2 separate regions of the Homo sapiens genome follow, and region 2 is linked to region 1. Evidence: read pairs that join two places in POLR2A ChIA-PET (ENCODE). Cell type or tissue: CD4-positive, alpha-beta T cell. All regions are shown on one strand. Links, peaks and the distances in the headings refer to the core of each region. The heading gives the core; the rest is flanking DNA.

The links. ChIA-PET counts read pairs that join two places held together with the same protein. Peaks named below come from ENCODE experiments on the same cell type or tissue, not always from the same donor. Only the 100,000 strongest peaks of a DNase experiment are listed, where the experiment ranks them.
Region 2: POLR2A ChIA-PET joins it to region 1 with 6 read pairs; 2 of 35 experiments call an interaction of 5 or more read pairs at or near these places.

The regions. Positions count from the first base shown.
Region 1 is chr22:21,690,937-21,695,197 of GRCh38, reverse strand. PPIL2 (peptidylprolyl isomerase like 2) reads right to left here. Exons shown (of 20, transcript NM_014337.4): 16 at 1,326-1,382; 17 at 533-605; 18 at 381-443; 19 at 128-261. Among named protein-coding and RNA genes, the nearest start is that of PPIL2, 27 kb to the right of the region's middle. In CD4-positive, alpha-beta T cell, for the core only: no CTCF peak of the experiment used is centred there; no DNase peak of the experiment used is centred there.
Region 2 is chr22:21,809,038-21,813,556 of GRCh38, reverse strand. The region is part of intron 1 of MAPK1 (mitogen-activated protein kinase 1); the gene reads left to right. Among named protein-coding and RNA genes, the nearest start is that of MAPK1, 56 kb to the left of the region's middle. RefSeq lists a silencer at 1,812-2,026. In CD4-positive, alpha-beta T cell, for the core only: no CTCF peak of the experiment used is centred there; a DNase peak (open chromatin) is centred at 2,716.

The DNA.
Region 1 (4,261 bases), core at 1-4,000:
CACAGCACAAGCCCACGGCCGGGACCAGTGCCCATAGCTTGCTTGCCCCTCTGGGTCTGACCCTCAGACCTCAGTCAGCCCTAGGAAACACCATGGGAAACAGGGAGGCCAGCCCCGCGGCACTCACGTGGCTGCTGGGTTGATGTACTTGCCCACGCCCTGGCGGAAGGTCTGGGGGCCCTGGCTCCCTGCCTGGGGCTGGCTGCTCTTCACTTTGGTCTCCGGGGCTACCTTGAGCTGTGTCTTCCGCTCCTGCGCAATCTGTGGCACAACAGGGCGCTGGCTAACCGGCAGCACCTCGGGCAGGACAGATGCTAGGCTTGGGGTGGAAAAGTGCACTAGCCCAGACCCTCCTAGGTGGTGGCATCGTGCCCCCTCACCTGGGCATCGGCCTCCTCATAGGGGTCCACGAACACTGTAGTGGCATCAATGCGGATCTCCTCCTAGCAGCAAAGGGGGCTCAGTGCACGGCAGGTCCTCCCCCTGCCTGCCTGGCCCCCAGCCGCCACGCCCCACCTCCCTGGGCACAGACCTTAGGGCGGTCAGTTTTGGGGTCACTCTCCACATTCTCCATGGCTGTCAGTACGTCAAAGCCCCCAACAACCCTGCAGCAGGGAGACAGAGGTGGGTCTGCGTGTGCTCAAGGAGGGCACCCCCACGGCTGAGCCCCAAGGCACGTGGGAAGAGGGGTTGAGAGCCCCGAGGCTGGCCTGGTGGTCCTTGGGCAGCAGCCAGGAAGGCGATGAGAGGGAGTGGCAAGGGCGGGGTCGGCTGACCATGGCCCTGGGCATATCCAGCTGGGTTTTTTTCTGTTTTTGTTTTTTTTTTGGTTTCCCCCACCCACAGGAAAAATAGGAGTCACAAAACGTGGCTTGTGCTCTCCCCGCTGGTTTGGTAAACAGAGTTCCACTTGGCCAGAACCACATCACCTGCGTCCACCCTGTTTCGTGCTGCTTCCACACAGCTGGGTGGGCGTCAGAGACCACGTGGCCCACAACGCTGGAAAGACCCCTGGACTAGAGGGTGAAGGGAGCTGGGTGTGGCCAGGCTTGCGAGTGGCGCGCCACTGGGTCTGAGACAGGGCAGTGTCCAGGCCACATGGGCGAGTTTCCTCCTCTCCTGAGCCCGGTGGGTCTAGAGAGCCAGACTTCCCTGGCACATGGAGCACCCTCCATCGCAGCTCTGCATAGCCTCAACCCCCAGCAGTGATGGCCAGCATGGCACATGACTCAGGTCCACGAAAAAGGCAGTGAGGAGGCCTCAGGTGGGGAAGGAACCCACCTAGCCCACTGACCCCCCAGGCTTCACACAGCCGCTTCCCTTACCGTCCAAAGATGGTATGCTTCTTGTCCAGGTAGGCACAGGAGCGAAACGTGATGAAGCTGGGGAGGAGGGCTGGATGGTTAGGGAGAGCATGGCACCTTCTGCACCTGGCCTGCCTAAGAGCACACCAGGAGCTGCCCACCCTCTACAGCCAGCTCTGGGAACCTGCAGCTTCCACGGACGCATGTGTGCACGTGGTTCCCTGCGCTGCCCACCAGGGCAGGTCATTAGCCCCCAAGGCTGCCCAGGGGACCCCGGAACTCCAGCTGTCCCCAGGTCTTCCTGCTGCCCCGGCTGCTGCCCACTGCCTGTCAGGTGGTCCCTGTGCCCAGAACCAGGTTGGCCATGCAGCTCTGTGGGAGGTGGCTGGGACGAGGGGACACCTGGAAAACCAGAGCCAGCCCCATGTCATCAAGGGACCTGTTGAAGGACTGAGGAGAAAGGAGGCAACAAAGCCAGAACAGGAGTCAAGGGATTAAGAAACGTGGGTAACATAAATAAACATGGACTAAGAAAATGCTCAGGTCGTCCAGGCACAGTGGCTCACGCCTGTAATCCCAGCACTTTGGGAGGCCAAGGCAGGTAGATCACTTGAGGCCAGGAGTTGGAGACCAGCCTGGCCAACATGGTAAAACCCTGTCCCTATTAAAAATACAAAAATTAGCTGGGCGTGGTGGCGTGTGCCTGTAGTCCCAACTACTTAGGAGGCCAAGGCAGGAGAATCGCTTTAACCTGGGAGGCAGAGGTTGCAGTAAGCTGAGATCACACCACTGCACTCCAGCCTGGGCGACAGAGTCTGTCTCAAGAAAAAAGAAAAAGAAAAAAGGAAATGGGGTGGAATTAAAACAGCCAACAGCACTGCCATGAGACGAGGAGAGAGTTTCTGCCAGCCTGGTCTGGGAGGAAGGCAGAGACTACCTCATAACTTTGGACTTTTTTTTTTTTTTTTGAGATGGAATCTTGCTCTGTCCCCCAGGCTGGAGTGCAGTGGCGCGATGTCGGTTCACTGCAAGCTCCGCCTCCCAGGTTCATGTCATAGTCCTGCCTCAGCCTCCTGAGTAGCTGGGACTACAGGCGCCCGCCATCACGCCCAGCTAATTTTTTTGCATTTTTAGTAGAGACGGGGTTTCACTGTGTTAGCCAGGATGGTCTCAATCTCTTGACCTTGTGATCCACCTGCCTTGGCCTCCCAAAGTGCTGGGATTACAGGCGTGAGCCACTGCACCTGGCCAACTTTGGACTTTAAATAGATGTCCTTCTTAACCTTAGACCAGAAGTAAAACATCTAATTTCCAAACCAGCAGAAAGAGAAGAGAAGCAAATGAAAATAAATATAAAAAATGGTAACTAGAAAGCAACAAGATCATAGAACGCAACAGACCACCTGAAGAATTAAGTCCACATTTAAGATTGTCAGGATTGGCCAGGCACAGTGGCTCACGCCTGTAATCCCAGCACTTTGGGAGGCCAAGGTGGGCGGATCACAAGGTCAGGAGATCGAGACCATCCTCGCTAACACGGTGAAACCCCATCTCTACTAAAAATACAAAAAATTAGCCAGGCGTGTGGCGGGCGCCTGTAGTCCCAGCTACTAGGGAGGCTGAGGCAGGAGAATGGCATGAACCTGGGAGGCGGAGCTTGCAGTGAGCCGAGATCGCGCCGCTGCACTCCAGCCTGGGGGACGGAGCGAGACTCCGTCTCAAAGAAAAAAAAAAAAAAGACTGTCAGGATGAAGGAGAACACGACAGACCCCAGCTGTGAGCCTTCAAAAAGCCCTCAGAGGGCAGAGCCAGAGAGGCTGAAAAGAAAACGATGGAAGACATGGGGTGGGTCCCGGCGCTGGCGGCACGGAGCACTCCCCAGGGTGGTGCAGGCAGGCACAGCCCACAACCCGGCTGGTGAGACACAGGACTTAACCTCCACTGCATCAAACATGCACCCCCCAGCCACGCAGGGACACGCTCCTGAGCCCACCAAGTCTGACCACACCCGAGGCCACCAGACAAGTGTCCGCAGATGTGACATCTGCAACGGTGCAGACCTGAGCTCTGACCTGCAAGCAGTTCCCTCTCTTGCTGATTTCTAACACAGTGAAGGAAACTAGAAGCAGAATTAAACTCAGATAAGAGGAAAGTAAAAGAACCATCCTGAGGCAAGCTCCTCCTAGAAAATCTTTTTTTTTTTTTGGAGACGGAGTCTCGCTCTGTCACCCAGGCTGGAGGGCTGGAGTGCAGTGGCGCGATCTCGGCTCAATGCAAGCTCTGCCTCCTGGGTTCACGCCATTCTCCTGCCTCAGCCTCCTGAGTAGCTGGGACTACAGGCGCCTGCCACCATGCCCGGCTAGTTTTCTGTATTTTTAGTAGAGATGGGGTTTCACCGTGTTAGCGAGGATGGTCTCGATCTCCTGACCTCGTGATCCGCCTGCCTCGGCCTCCCAAAGTGCTGGGATTATAGGCATGAGCCACCGCGCCTGGCCTCCTCCTGGAAAATCTTTAATTACAAGAATCACAAAAGGGAAAACAAAGCTGTAACAAATTAAAGTCTAATGATCTTTGAATACGGTAAAATAGGCAAACCTTTGGCAACAGTTGTCCAAGAAAGCACAAAATACTACTAGAAATAAGAAAAGAAGGCCGAGTGTGGTGGCTCATGCCTGTAATCTCGGCACTTTGGGAGGCTGAGGTGGGTGGATCACCTGAGGTCAGGAGTTGGAGACCAGCCTGGCCAACATGGTGAAACCCTGTCTCTACTAAAGTACAAAAAATTATCCTGGTGTGGTGGTGGGCGTCTGTAATCCCAGGAGAACCGCTTGAACCCAGGAGGCAGAGGTTGCAGTGAGCCGAGATCCCGCCATTGCACTCCGGCCTGGGTGACAAGAGTGAAACTCCATCTCAAAAAAAAAAAAAAAAAAAAAAAAGAGAAGGTGGCAACTGATCTG
Region 2 (4,519 bases), core at 240-4,239, 120 kb before region 1:
CTTTGCCCCCACTCCCTACCACCCGCACCTGCTTTTTTCCATTTTTGAGACAGGGTCTCTCTATGTTGCCCAGGCTGGTCTTGAACTCCTGGTCTCAAGCAGTCTGCCTACCTCAGCCCCCTGAATAGCTAGGACTACAAGCAGGTGCCACTGCACCTGGCCTTTGCCCATTTTTAAATATTTTGTTTGTTTCCTGCTGTTGAATTGTGTGAATTTCTTATATATTTAAATATTAGCCCCTTATCAGATATGTGGTTTGTAAATATTTTCTCCCATTCATTGGGTTGTCTCTTCACTCTGTTGATTGTTGCTTGTGCTGTGCAGAAGCTTTTTAGTTTGATTCAATTCCATTTGTCTGTTTTTGCTTTTGTTGCCTGTGCTTTGGGAGTCACAACCAAAAAATAATTGCCCAGACCAATGTCAAGAAGCTTTCCCCCTGTATTTTCTTCTAGTAGTTTTTGTTTGTTTGTCTGTTGTTTATTTGTTTGCTTTTGCTTTTTTTTTTTTTTTTTTTTTTGAGACGGAATCTCTCTCTGTCATCCAGGCTGGAGTGCAGTGGCACGATCTCAGCTCACTGCAAGCTCTGCCTCCCAGGTTCACGCCATTCTCCTGCCTCAGCCTCCCGAGTAGCTAGGACTACAGGCGCCTACCACCACGCCCGGCTAATTTTTTTTTTTTTTTTTTTTGTATTTTTAGTAGAGACAGGGTTTCACCGTATTAGCCAGGATGGTCTCGATCTCCTGACCTCGTGATCCACCCGCCTTGGCCTCCCAAAGTGCTGGGATTACAGGGTGAGCCATTGCGCCCAGCCTTTTCTAGTTTTTATAATTTCAGGTTTTACAATTTTTGTCTTTAATCTGTCTTGATTTGATTTTTGTATAGGGTGTGAAATAAGTATCCATTTTATTCTTTAGCAAGTAGATATCCAATTTTCCCAGCACCATTTATTGAAGAGACTATCCTTTATGTTTGGACTCTTTATTCTGTTCCATTTGTCTATTTGTCTGTTTTTATGCCAGTACCATGCTGATTCCCTGCCCCCCACCCAGCTTTATTAAGGTATAATTGACAAATACAAATTAGTATATGAAACTGAGGTGGAAGTGCTGGAAAAATAATTAGTATATATTCATGATATACAACATGATGTTTTGATATATGTGTATATTGTGAAATGATTAAAGCAAGGTAATTAACATATCTGTCATCTCACATACTTTTTGTGGTGAGAATGTTTAAGATCTAATCTTTTAGTAATTTGCAAGTATATAATACATTATTATTAACTGTAGTCACCATGCTGTAGGATAGAGCTCTAGAACTTATTCATCCTGGTTAACTGAAACTTTATACTCTAACAAATTATCTGCACATTTCACCCTATCCCCGCAGTGTTGTGCTGTTTTGGTTACTATAGCTTTGTAGTGTATTTTGAAATCAAGTGATGTGAAGCCACCACTTTGTTCTTGCTCAGGATTGCTTTGGCTATATGGGATCTTTTGTGGTTCCATATATGAATTTAAAGATTACATTTTCTGTTTCTGTGAAAAATGCCATTGGAACTTTGATAGGGATTACATTGACTCTGCAGACCACACTGAGTAGTGTAGACACTTTAAGAATATTAAGTCAGACCAGGCACAATGGCTCATGCCTGTAATCCCAGCACTTTGGGAGGCTGAGGTGGGAGGATCACTTATGACCAGGAGTTCAAGACCAGCCTGGATAACATAGTGAGACCCCATATCTACCAAAAAGTTTTTAAATTAAAAACAATTGGCCGGGTGCGGTGGCTCACACCTGTAATCCCAGCACTTTGAGAGGCCAAGGCGGGCAGATCACGAGGTCAGGAGATCGAGACCATCCTGGCTAACATGGTGAAACCCCATCTCTACCAAAAATACAAAAAAAAAGGAAATTAGCCGGGCGTGGTGGTGGGCCCCTGTAGTCCCAGCTACTCGGGAGGCTGAGGCGGGAGAATGGCGAGAACCCAGGAGGCGGAGCTTGCAGTGAGCCAAGATGCGATACTGCACTCCAGCCTGGGCGACAGAGCGAGACTCTGTCTCAAATAAATAAATAAATAATAAAAACAATTAGGCATGGTTTTTGGATGCTGAATTGAATTTCTTTGTGTGTGTGTGTGGTTTTTTTTTTTTTTTTAAAGACTGAATAATATTCCACTCTATGTATATGCTACATTTTCTTTATCCATTCATCCATAGTGGACATTTCGGTTGCTTCCACATCTTGGGTATTGTGCGTAATGCTGCACAATGAACCTGCCAGTAGCTCTTAGAGATTCTACTTTGAATTGTTTTGGATATATGCTCAGAAGTGGGATTGCTGGACCATATGGGAATTCTATTTTTAATTTTTTGAGGAATTTCCAAGTGGTTACACCATTTTGCACACTCAACAATAGAGTATGAAGGTTCAAATTTATCCACATCACACTTACGGTTTTCTGTTTGTTTGTTTGTTTGTTTTTAAATAGTGGCAGTCCTGGCTGGTCGTGGTGGGTGGCTCACGCCTGTAATTCCAGCACTTTGGGAGGCCAAGGCAGGCGGGTCACCAGGTCAGGAGATCCTGTAATTCCAGCTACTCAGGAGACTGAGGCAGGAGAATTGCATAAACCCAGGAGGCAGACGTTGCAGTAAGCCGAGATTGAGCCACTGCACCCCAGCCTGGCGACATAGCGAGACTCCGTCTCAAAAAAAAAAAAGGCATAACGTTGAATACACGTTTCAAAAGAAGACATAAGAAAAGATGGTCATCATCATGAATCAGAGAAATGCAAATCAAAACCACAATGAGCTATCACCACACACCCATTAGGACTGACCCCCACTTTTTTTTTTTTTGTTTTTTGAGACTGAGTCTCACTCTGTCACCAGGCTGGAGTGCAGTGGCGCGATCTTGGCTCACTGCAGCCTCCATCACCTGGGTTCAAGCCATTCTTCTGCATCAGCCTCCCAAGTAGCTGGGACTATGGGCGCGCACCACCCCACCCAGCTAATTTTTGTATTTTTGGTAGAGATGGGGTTTCACCATTTTGGACAGGATGGTGTCAATCTCGTGACCTCATGATCCGCCTGCCGTGACCTCATGATCCGCCTGCCTTGGCCTCCCAAAGTGCTGGGATTACAGACATGAGCCACCGCACCCGGCCTTCTTTTTTAATGAACCATCTTTGGATTCCTGTGATAAGAGACACACTTATAGCAAAAACCTGTAGTGTGGTGGTAGTTAGGGACAAAAGGGGTTGAGCAAAACAAGACACAGTTGGTAATGTCAAAGTGATTTTAAAGCATAAATGTTTATAGACACCTGAAAGTTCATGGTATGCCTTATTTACCAAGTATCAACAATAAAATATGTAAAACAAAACCGAGAAATCCAAGGAGAAACTAGCAAGTATGGAATCATTATGGAAGAGTGTAACCCTCTTTGTCATCAGTTCTATGAAAGATAGATTGCATAAACCAAAAAGGCAGCAGAATGGTTAAGCGGAGCAGACAGGAACAGACAAAACTCCTTTTTTTCAAGTGGGACCAGATGAGGATGATCTCATATTTTCTTACTTAAAAGGAGGCAGTTGGCCGGGCATGGTGGCTCACCCTGTAATCCCAGCCCTTTGCAAGGCCGAGGCGGGGCCTATCACGAGGTCAGGAGATTGAAACCATCCTGGCTAACACGGTGAAACACCGTCTCTACTAAAGATACAAAAAATTAGCCAGGCGTGGTGGCGGGGCCTGTAGTCCCAGCTACTCGGGAGGCTGAGGCAGGAGAATGGCCTGAACCCAGGAGGGGGAGCTTGCAGTGAGCCAAGATCGCACCACTGCACTCCAGCCTGGGCGACAGAGCGAGACTGCTTCCACAAAAAAATTTTAAAGAGGCCGGGGGGGAGGGCAGTTATTTCGTCACTGAGTGTTGATACAGTAGAGGGGCACACTGACCATAAACTCCTCTCTCCAAAAATTTTGTTGGATTATAATTTTGCAGAACAAATTATGACCACTTGTGACTGTTAACACTAGAAATTTATAATATTAACACTAGAAAATTGTAATGTTGAGTTTAAACCAGCATTTTATAACTAATCCGTGCTGTTGTTGAACTCTTGTTCTATGATTTGAATTACCAAAATAGAATTTTTTTCTAAAAATATTCCCAATATTGAATAAGCTTGCTTATTATATATGCTTTTTAATACTATGTTAAATTATTACTATTATATATGCTGTTGCCTAACTGAAAATCACTGGCTTAGGGCCTCATGTACCAAACCAAAGCAAAATAAGATTTGAGTAGTGGTTATTTTACTTAAGAAAATATACTTCATTTCAAAGCATTTGGGGCCACCTGTGTACTATATGTTAATGGTGTTGTAGGATAATTGGATCCTAGTAAGACAAAGTTCTCCTCCAGAGCATTATCTTGTCATAGAATCAGACAAATGTATCAATAATTCTTAGGATTAGTAGACTGATAAATATTATAGAAGCATAAACTTTATTTA